Linked DNA regions of Homo sapiens: region 2 is linked to region 1. A link is a loop called in an ENCODE intact Hi-C map of the cell type or tissue named here. Cell type or tissue: PC-9. All regions are shown on one strand. Region 1 overlaps CABCOCO1 (ciliary associated calcium binding coiled-coil 1). Region 2 has its middle 56 kb from the start of CABCOCO1.

Evidence for each region. A loop is a pair of places that touch in the nucleus more often than their neighbours do. Peaks named below come from ENCODE experiments on the same cell type or tissue, not always from the same donor. Only the 100,000 strongest peaks of a DNase experiment are listed, where the experiment ranks them.
Region 2: a loop joins it to region 1, with 2.0 times the contacts of the local background. A loop is called at or near these places in 10 of 110 quality-filtered maps.

What each region holds. Positions count from the first base shown.
Region 1 is chr10:61,723,117-61,728,116 of GRCh38, reverse strand. The region is part of intron 5 of CABCOCO1 (ciliary associated calcium binding coiled-coil 1); the gene reads right to left. Among named protein-coding and RNA genes, the nearest start is that of CABCOCO1, 63 kb to the right of the region's middle. In PC-9, no CTCF peak of the experiment used is centred here; no DNase peak of the experiment used is centred here.
Region 2 is chr10:61,604,679-61,609,678 of GRCh38, reverse strand. No RefSeq gene overlaps it. Among named protein-coding and RNA genes, the nearest start is that of CABCOCO1, 56 kb to the left of the region's middle. In PC-9, CTCF peaks have their summits at 1,951 and 2,152; no DNase peak of the experiment used is centred here.

The DNA.
Region 1 (5,000 bases):
TCAAAAGCATGTTGAAACAAAGGTTCAAAAATGGGTTTAGTCCTTTGAAATTATATCTAAAAATACTGATGTGTGTAACCCACAGGTTTTAAGCGTCTAGAAATAAAATTTAAAACCAATTCTGTAACAGATGCTAATGTAAATGATGCTTACAGGCATTGATAAAACACTTTGCCTTCCTTCTACTAACATATTCCATAATTATACTGTGACTTAAATAGTTTATATATAGAGGGATGAATGTGGAACAGGAGAAAAGTATTCATACATTAGCATTCAGAGTAAGTAATTCAAACATCTAATTGTTCCAGCTCAAGGAACATTTAAAAATATTACCAGTTAGGTGTTCAAAATTATTTTGGTTTATTTTTTATTGAGTCATGCCGATAATTTGCAAAATTATAAAATGTTCCCAATCAATGTAAATACACGCTACAGAAAATACAGAAAAGGAATAGAATGACAATTATCAGGAAAATATTTCTGCTTTTCTTTTATCCCAGAAACATGCAAAAATCTTTGCTTTTTTCTTAACCAAGTTTCTGCTATTTGAAGAGAGTTATGGATGAAAACAGACATTTCTAGTTTTTTCTTCTTTTACAGGAGAGAAATTCTGTGTATAAGGGGTTTGATTATACATTCTTTGAACTCTAGAGCTCTTTCAGATGCATTTTAATTAACTTAAAACAATTCAAATCTTTCTTCAATATTCTATCAGTGAAAATCTTATTAATGTAAAACTATTCTTGAGATTTATGAAATGAACAATTTATACATCTTTCTCTTTGTAACTAGATAAATTTGAAATTTTAAGATAATTGAAAATTCCAGTTTTATTAGTGTAGGTATAGAGATTATGATTTTTTTTTGTTGGTTGTAGAAGTATAATTGGTTCAATTCAATAAATATTTACTGAGTACTTCCCTGTGTTAAGATCTATGGGAGTCTAAAATATAAGAAATAATCCTGCCTTCAAGAAGTTTATAATCTAATAGAAGGTGATAGCTCTAAGATCACATTTTATCTCTTATTATTATAACATTTTTTTTGTGTATGTGGCAGGGTCTCACTGTGTTGCCCAGGCTGGAGTGCAGTGGCACAGTCTTGGCTCACTGCAACGTATGCCTCTCAGGCTCAAGCAATTCTTGTGCCTCAGTCTCCCTAGAGCTGGAATTACAGGTGTGTGCCACCATACTTGGTACTTTTTTTTTTTTTTTTTTCTGTAGAGACGGGGTTTTGCCATATTGGCCAGGCTGGTCTCGAACTCCTGACCTCAGGTGATCCACCCCCGCTCGCCTCCCAAAGTGCTGGGATTACAGGAGTGAGCCACTGTGCCTGGCCTTATTATAATTTATACAAGTGCCATAAATGAAGGCTGTAGGAGTAAAAAGGAGGTCATCCAGTTCTGGGCCATCATATATGATTCCATGAATAATAATATTTTCTAACTATTATGAACGCACAAAGTAACCCCTCTTACAATATTTTCCCCACCAGATAAAGGGATTTTATTGCTTTTTATTCATAAAAATAAACAGAATCATTGTAAAAGAGTTCAAGCAATACAAGTAGTAAAAATATTTAAAAAAAAACTAAAAATCACTCCACGTCCCATTGTAAATAATTAGATAAATATTTTTTCCAGATAGTTTGCTCTGTAATCAAGTAAAAATATAGCCCACATTTTTATATTGTGACACTTAATATTATATATGTATTTATTTTAATAAATAAGATAGTATGATACAGGTATTTTGTAATTTTGTTATGTCAATATCCTGTGAATATGCACAAGTTTATAATTTTTAATTGGTACGTAGCCTTATATTGGATGTATGTACAAATGTGTACTTAATCGATTTCTTATTGAGAAACACTATTTTCCAAATTTTCGTGATTGTAATAAATAACACTAGAGCAGAAATCTTCATGGACATATTGTTACACATATTGAATTAACTTCTTGGAACAAATCTTTGAAATTAAAATTGCTATGTCAAGGGGTATGCCTGCCTAAAATTTTGATAGATTTTAAAAAATCGCACTGTAGTGGAATCCCAATTTAAGATTCCACAAACAGTATGAGAGTTTCTCTCACACAGGGATCACATACAAAGTTGCTGATCTGATAAAGGAGGAACAGTGTCATATTATCTTGTTTGTATCCCTTTTGTCATTAGCAAGACTGAATATCTTTTTCTTTCTTTTTTTTTCTTGGTATAAGTGTTTATTTTTATAAAAACTAACCACATTATCCATAGTGTTTCATGACTCACTTCATCCACTCGACATTGTAGATATCTACCCATGTCAATACATGCAGAAGTATATTTTTATTTTTTATTTATTTTATTTTTTATTATACTTTAAGTTCTAAGGTACATGTTCACAATGTGCAGGTTTGTTACATATGTATACATGTGCCATGTTGGTGTGCTGCACCCATTAACTCATCATTTACATTAGGTATATCTCCTAATGCTATCCCTCCCCCCTCCCCCTACCCCACAACAGGCCCCATTGTGTGATGTTCCCCACCCTATGTCCAAGTGTTCTCATTGTTCAGTTCCCACCTATGAGTGAGAACATGTGGTGTTTGGTTTTCTGTCCTTCTGATAGTTTGCTCAGAATGATGGTTTCTAGCTTCATCCATGTACCTGAAAAGGAAATGAACTCATCCTTTTTTATGGCTGCATAGTATTCCTTGGTGTATATGCGCCACATTTTCTTAATCCAGTCTATCATTGATGGACATTTGGGTTGGTTCCAAGTTTTTGCTACTGTGAATAGTGCTGCAGTAAACGTATGTGTGCATGTGTCTTTATAGCAGCATGATTTATAATCCTTTGGGTATGTACCCAGTAATGGGATGGCTGGGTAAAATGGTATTTCTGGTTCTAGATCCTTGAGGAATTGCCACACTGTCTTCCACAATGGTTGAACTAGTTTACAGTCCCACCAACAGTGTAAAAGCGTTCCTATTTCTCCACATCCTCTCCAGCACCTGTTGTTTCCTGACTTTTTAATGATCGCCAATAAGAGAAAGGAAAACACTACAACAGTAAAATAAACAACATCAACAGGCATTTCCTAAAAGAAGAAAGAAAATGTCCACTAATATAAGAAAAAGATATTCGGTAAGATGAACCTGTTTTATTATACTTTAAGTTCTAGGGTATATGTGCACAACATGCAGGTTTGTTACATATGTATACATGTGCCATGTTGGTGTGCTGCACCTGTTAACTCGTCATTTACATTAGGTATATCTCCTAATGCTATCCCTCCCCCCTACTGTTGTGGTGTTTTCCTTTCTCTTATTGATGTATGAGATGCTGAAGATATTAACCCTTTAACATGTGTTACAAATAATATTTCTTTTTTAAAAAAGTTCAAGCTTGTTTTTGGTGCCTGATTCAATTAAAAATATAATTTTGATGTTTTACAATTATCCATCTTTTCCTTTGTGGCTGATGAGACATTTTCAAAGGCCTTCCCATCTAAAACTATAAACAAATTATGAATGTTCACTCATATAAAATCTACTTCTGGTATCTAAGTTTTAGATATGGGAGTGTTTTCCCATTTTCCATATTTCAATCATTAATTTGAATGCCATGTTTATCAGATATTAAGATAAAGAAAAGGCTCACAGCTATTTCTAAACTCTTTATTGTGCTACAATGATCTGTTGGTCTTTTCCATATCCTGTATCATTGTATATGGTATAGTCAGTTTTTCTTTATTACATCATGTTTATTTCTCCAGATGAAAGAATAATTTTGCAATATTCTCTATTCTCAGTCTACATATCCTGAATGGAGATACTCCAGTCACAAATTTTGTTAGGGTTTTGATTGGCATCACATTGGATTTAAACATTAAGAAAGGGCTTGAATTTGTACAATATTGAGTATTTCTATCAATGAAGAAAGTATGCTTCTTTTGTTAAAGTCTTCCTTTATTTTTTTCAGGAAAGTATATAGTTTGATCATTTGGGTCATTCTTTTGGGATTTTCATAGCTATCTAAAACTTTTCTTACTTTCGTGAATGGACTTTTTATTCTGCTATATTTTCTAATTATATTGCTTAAACATAAAAATGCTACTGACTTTTGTGTTTTGGTTTTTAAAGCCAGCATACTGAATGCTACTTTTTTGCACAGAATTTTCAACCGATTCTCTGGGCTTTTTCAGATAGTTATACAGTTTAAAAGTCATCATAATTTTACCTTCTTTCCAGTATTAATACTTTTTGCCATGATCGGTTGTGTTCCCTCCAGCCTCAATTTATATGTTGAAGCCTTAACCTCCAATGTTACTGCATTTAGTGTAAGGAAGTAATCAAGAGTAAATGAGTCCTAAGGGTGGGGTCCTGGATCTGATAGAATTAGTGTCCTTATTAAAAGAGACACTAGAGAGCTAGCTCTTCCTCTATGCCCTGTGAGGACCCAGTGAGAAGGTGGCCATCTGCAAACCTAAAAGAGACCCCTTACCAAAAGCTAAGCATGCTGGCCCCTGGTCTTGGGCTTCCAGACTCCAGAACTGTGAGGAAACAAATTTCTATTGTTTCCATCATCTAGCCTGTGGTGCTTGGCTATGGCAATCTGAGCACACTAATACACTGCCTGTTTCATTCTCTTATTACATTGACTAGCAAAAGCCAGTCACGTAAATGTTAAATAATGTAGGACCTTGTCTTAGCATCATTTTTAATGGGAATGCTTCTAGTATTTCATATTTTTGCTTTTGATTTGGGGAATGTATACTATAAAAATGTTAAATATTCTTATATTCGTATTTTAGTAAAAGCCCCTATCAGTAATGTGTGAGAATATTAAATTGTATCAAGTCTTTTTTAGTGTTTATCAAGAAGATATCAAAATTGTAACAGTTTTTTCTTCTTGTCTACTAAGTGGTGACTTATGTCAATGAGCCATCCTTGCTGTCCTGCAATAACTCCACTTGATCATGACGTGTTATTCTTTTAAAGTGTTGCT
Region 2 (5,000 bases), 120 kb after region 1:
ACAACGATTTAGATTTTCCCACAATCTTTTTGTTTCCAATATAGGGTCATATCACCAAAAAGTACTTTAGAGGTCATTTAGCCCAATCCCCTGTATTACAGATGAGGAAAAATCCCTTGAGAGACTGCGCCCAATGCTAGAATATAGCCAATATGTGGCAAACCTGAGAATAAATGATGCATCCCGCTTCCCTCTGGCTACTCCAAGCTTGAGCACTACAGGATTGACCACTAAAATATTTTTAAACTTAAAAAAAAGTTTCTCTCATTTATGGAACTATATTCTAAATTCAACCCAGAAAGATACTTAGAAATCCCTAAGAATGGCTGCAAATTAGAGATGTTTCATTTTTTGCTTTTCTTTAAATATGTAATTTTTAAAGCAAATCACTACTTTTGTGTCTCTGAATTTGGAACAAATTTGTACTCCCAACTTCTATATTCTTTGATTTTTTTTTTTTTGAGACAGAGTTTTGCTCTTATTTCCCAGGCTGGAGTGCAGTGGTGCGATCTCGGCTGACTGCAGCCTCCGCCTTCTGGGTTCAAGCAATTCTCCTGCTTCAGCCTCCCGAGTAGCTGGGATTACAGGCACCCACCACCATGCCCAGCTAATTTTTTGTATTTTTAGTAGAGAAAGGGTTTCATTTCATTTCAGGCTGGTCTCTAATGCCTGGCCTTAAGTGATCCACCCGCCTCGGCCTCCCAAAGTACTGGGATTACAGGCGTGAGCCATCGCGCCTGGCCTATTCTTTGAATATTTTAAACAAATAGATCAGTTTTTAAGCAGTAATTCTTCTCCATTTAAGAATTTTCCAAATGTAAAGTCTGAAAATGAGGAGCAGTGACGTCATCAGTAGATCATATGTCATTTAGGGCTGTAGGGGCATGTGTAGAACTACAATATTTTTCTCACTAGAGAAAGAAAAGTTTAAAACCTAATTCATATGGAAGGGAAAAACCAAGAAGAACTAAACCTTTCATTAAACAATACCAAAAAGAATATAATTTAGAAAACGTATACTGTAAATGCTAGTGCATAAAAATGTCTCCATTTTAATCACAATCCACTTTTGATTTAACTAGTATTGAAATGAGGAGTGCAAAGGCAACTTTAAAGTCTTTTTTTTTTAATGGGAGATCTGCCAACTACTAGCAATTGAGTAATTATTTTTCCTCACAGGGCACTTTGGGCTCGTTGGAATGTGGCTTAAGATAATAATCAGATTCAAAGACATTCTGATGCCAATGGAACATGGAATTTGGTTATGATGCTTTTTTCAGGAACATATTAAGCTTTATTTAGAGAACTGAATTCCTATTCTGTTTTAGTAGGATGTATATGAGGTGGGCAAAGGCTTCATTTCTGCCACTAACTTAAAAACCCCCAAAGACTTAACCTATAGGCTTAGAAGGCTCTGATTTAATCATTTATCCTTCATTTTTAGAAATAAACATCTTTGGCTGGGTGCAGTGGCTCACGCCTATAATCCCAGCACTTTGGGAGGCCAAGGTGGGCAGATCACAAGGTCAAGAGATCGAGACCATCCTGGCCAACATGGTGAAAACCCATCTCTACTAAAAGTACAAAAATTAACCGGGCATGGTGGCACGCACCTGTAGTCCCAGCTACTTGGGATGCTGAGGAAGGAGAATTTTGAATCTGGGAGGCGGAGGTTGCAGTGAGCTGAGATTGTGCCACTGCACTCCAGCTTGGCAACACAGCGAGAGTACGTCACAGAAAAATAAAATAAAATAAAATAAACATATTTTACATACCCATCATATAAAGGGTACTGTGCTTGATGCTTAGGATTAGAAGTTAATTTTGTCTAAATAAGTGTTACCCCCACGTGTGTTTAGTAGAACACTATTTTTTGAGAAAAATAACATATGCATAAAAATTACTAATAGTGAATATTTAGATACCACGTACAAACACTGTATTAAATACTTTATGCATATTATACATAACATTTCACTTAGTCCTCACAAAAACCCTATGATGTAGGTACTATTATATTTCATTTTTCAGAAGGATCATTGAGGATTAGGAAAGTTAACTAAGGTGTTCCAGGTCTTAATAGCTAATACAAAGCGAAGCTGAACTTGGAATACCTTCTGATTTTGGATTTGATACTTTCAACCCTCTGACACAACAGTGCCTCTAGAGGACTTCAGTGGTTATTTCCCAAGATAGGCCAGTTTATCTGATGCTAACTAAGATTTAATGTTAAAGTTGAATTATTTATACTCATTTTTGGAATCACTTGATGTAAATTTTAATGTATCTAAGATTTAATGTCTCGTAGGTATATATTATTGTATCTGAGCTAACTGCAGCATCCAGAATTATGACAACTAATTTGCAATTCAAGTTCTGTGATTCTTTTGCCAAAAGGCTTGAATGCTAAGGGGTTTACCAAAAAATCTTGGAAGCTGAAGGCAAAAGGATGGTTCATAGAATAGCACTTAAATGCTGGTATCCCATGATTCACAGGGTAGTTTTCATGCAAGGTGATGATGAAATTTCTAGGAGGTTTGTACATCGAGCTTGTTCCACATGTCTGTGCCATGAATATGCAATATACTCTGAAAGACTGGAATGACTTGGAGCACTGGAGTTGTGAAGCATGGATCTCTGGTTTGCTCAATCAAAACCCTATACCCTAGCCTCACAAAACTTAGCTCCCTGAACATGTAACAAGGCATAACTTTATAAATTAAGTAACATTAAAGTTTTGCAAAATCTAATATACAAGTCAAACCTCGCATCATTAGTCTGGACCATGGGTTGTTCTGAATAACAGACATAATTTTAAGCAAATGGAAGTGTGAGAAATTTGAAAAAAAATTGAACAAATCTATTATTAGTTCCTTGCCTCTAAATTAAAACATTAGTACTGGTATAAGACTGGACTGATCGCAGAAAGACAAGTTATAGTTATCAACAAAATGATCAGCTGTCTTTTACAGAATGATCTTGCCTCCTTGCTATTTATATTACCTAATACACAGCATGTACATGAAAAAAAACCTTTTATGGTAATATATCCTTAATCTTGGAGATCCATCTTGTATCTTTACATAGTTAAGATGCTGAAAAGTCTTCCAGTCTTTTCTAATTCATTGTTTCTCAGTCTTATTTGACCACATAATACTATCTTCCAGTATTAACAGGGAAGTATTATTGTGTGTAAGATGGCAACATTCACCTGGGAATAACCATTTGGATTCAAAATGTCTCCTTTCCCCATAGCTCATGGATTTCTCTTTGTTTCTTTTCATTTTTCAAATTTTTCAAAATTTCAAACATACATGGGAAGAAAATTATAATAAGTCCCATATACAACATACATATAACAACTATTTAGATTTTTTCCATCTATTTTTTGAGGTGATTTAAAGCAAATCCCAGACATTACAATGTTTTATCCTTAGATATTTCGGGATGCTTTTATAAAAAAATAGATTTCCTTACATGTTTACCGTGTCATTATCCCTTCTAACAAAATTAACCATGCTTCTCTAATGATGTCTGACACACAGGTGATATTCAAGTTTTCTAAATTATTCCCCATATATCTTCTTTTTGGAGTGCCTAATCCAATGGCTTTCCGTATATTCATAGAATTATGCATCCATCCCCACATCAATTTTAGAACATTTTTATTACTCCCCAAAAGAAACCCCACTCCGCTGAGCCATCATCCCCAAATGCCCACATTTTCCCCAGCCAGCCTTAGGTAACTATGAATCCACTTTCTATTTTCAGAGGTTTGACTATTCTGGATATGTCATACAAATGAAATCATACAATATGTGGTCTTTCTTACACTTCCATACATTTTCAAGGTTGTCAATACTGTAGCATGTATTATTACTTCATTTCTTTTTATAGCCAAGTAATATTCAATTATATGGATATACTACATGTTATCTATCCATATGCTAGTTAATGGATATTTGGGTTGTTTCCATTTTCTCATGATCTCTTAATTATAGAAACCTTTATTATGAAAAAATTTCAAAGATATGCAAAAAAATAGACTATAATAAACTCTCAAGTGGTGTCTCACAGTTTCTACATTATCAATTCCTGGCCCAGAATAAATTGGTTTCATCTATACTTCAGAACTTTCTTGCTCTCCACATTGTTTGAAGAAAACATCGGACATGGCATTATTTCATGTGTAATATTTCAGCATATGTTTATAAATGACAAGAGCTTCTTTTCCTGAAAAATGACATCACCTTCAAACAGAATAAAGAAATCATGAGCTTGAAGACAGGCTATTTGAAAATACAGAGAAGAGATAAAAGAAAAAACAAAAACCAAAAAAAAGTATGCCTACAAGATCTAGAAAATAGCCTCAAAATGGCAAATCTAAGTTATTGACCTTAAAGAGGAGTTAGAGAGATTGGGGTAGAGTGTTTATTCAAAGGGATAATAACAGAGAACTTTCCAAATATATAGAATGATACCAATATTCAAATACGGAGGGTTATAGAGCACCAAGCAGATTTAACCCAAATAAGACTATCTCAAGGCATTTATTAATCAAACTCCCAAAGGTCAAGGATAAAGAAAGGATACTAAGAACAGCCAGAGAGAAGAAACAATTACTATACAAAGGAGCTCCAATACGTTTGATAGCAGACTTTTCAGCAAAAACCTTACAGGCCAAGAGAGAGTGGCATGACATATTTAAAATACTGAAGGAAGAAAACTTTTACCCTAGAATAATGGTATATCCAGAGAAAATATACTTCAAGCATGAAGGAGAAATGACTTTCTTAGAAAAACAAAAGCTGAGGGATTTCATCAACCCAGACCTGCCCTACAAGAAATGTGAAAGGGAGCTCTTCAATCTGAAAGAAAAGGATGTTAATGAGCAATAAGCAATTACCTGAAGGTGCAAAACTCACTGGTAATAGTCAGTATACAGAAAAACACAGAATGTTATAACAATGCAATTGTGGTGTGTAAACTACTTATATCTT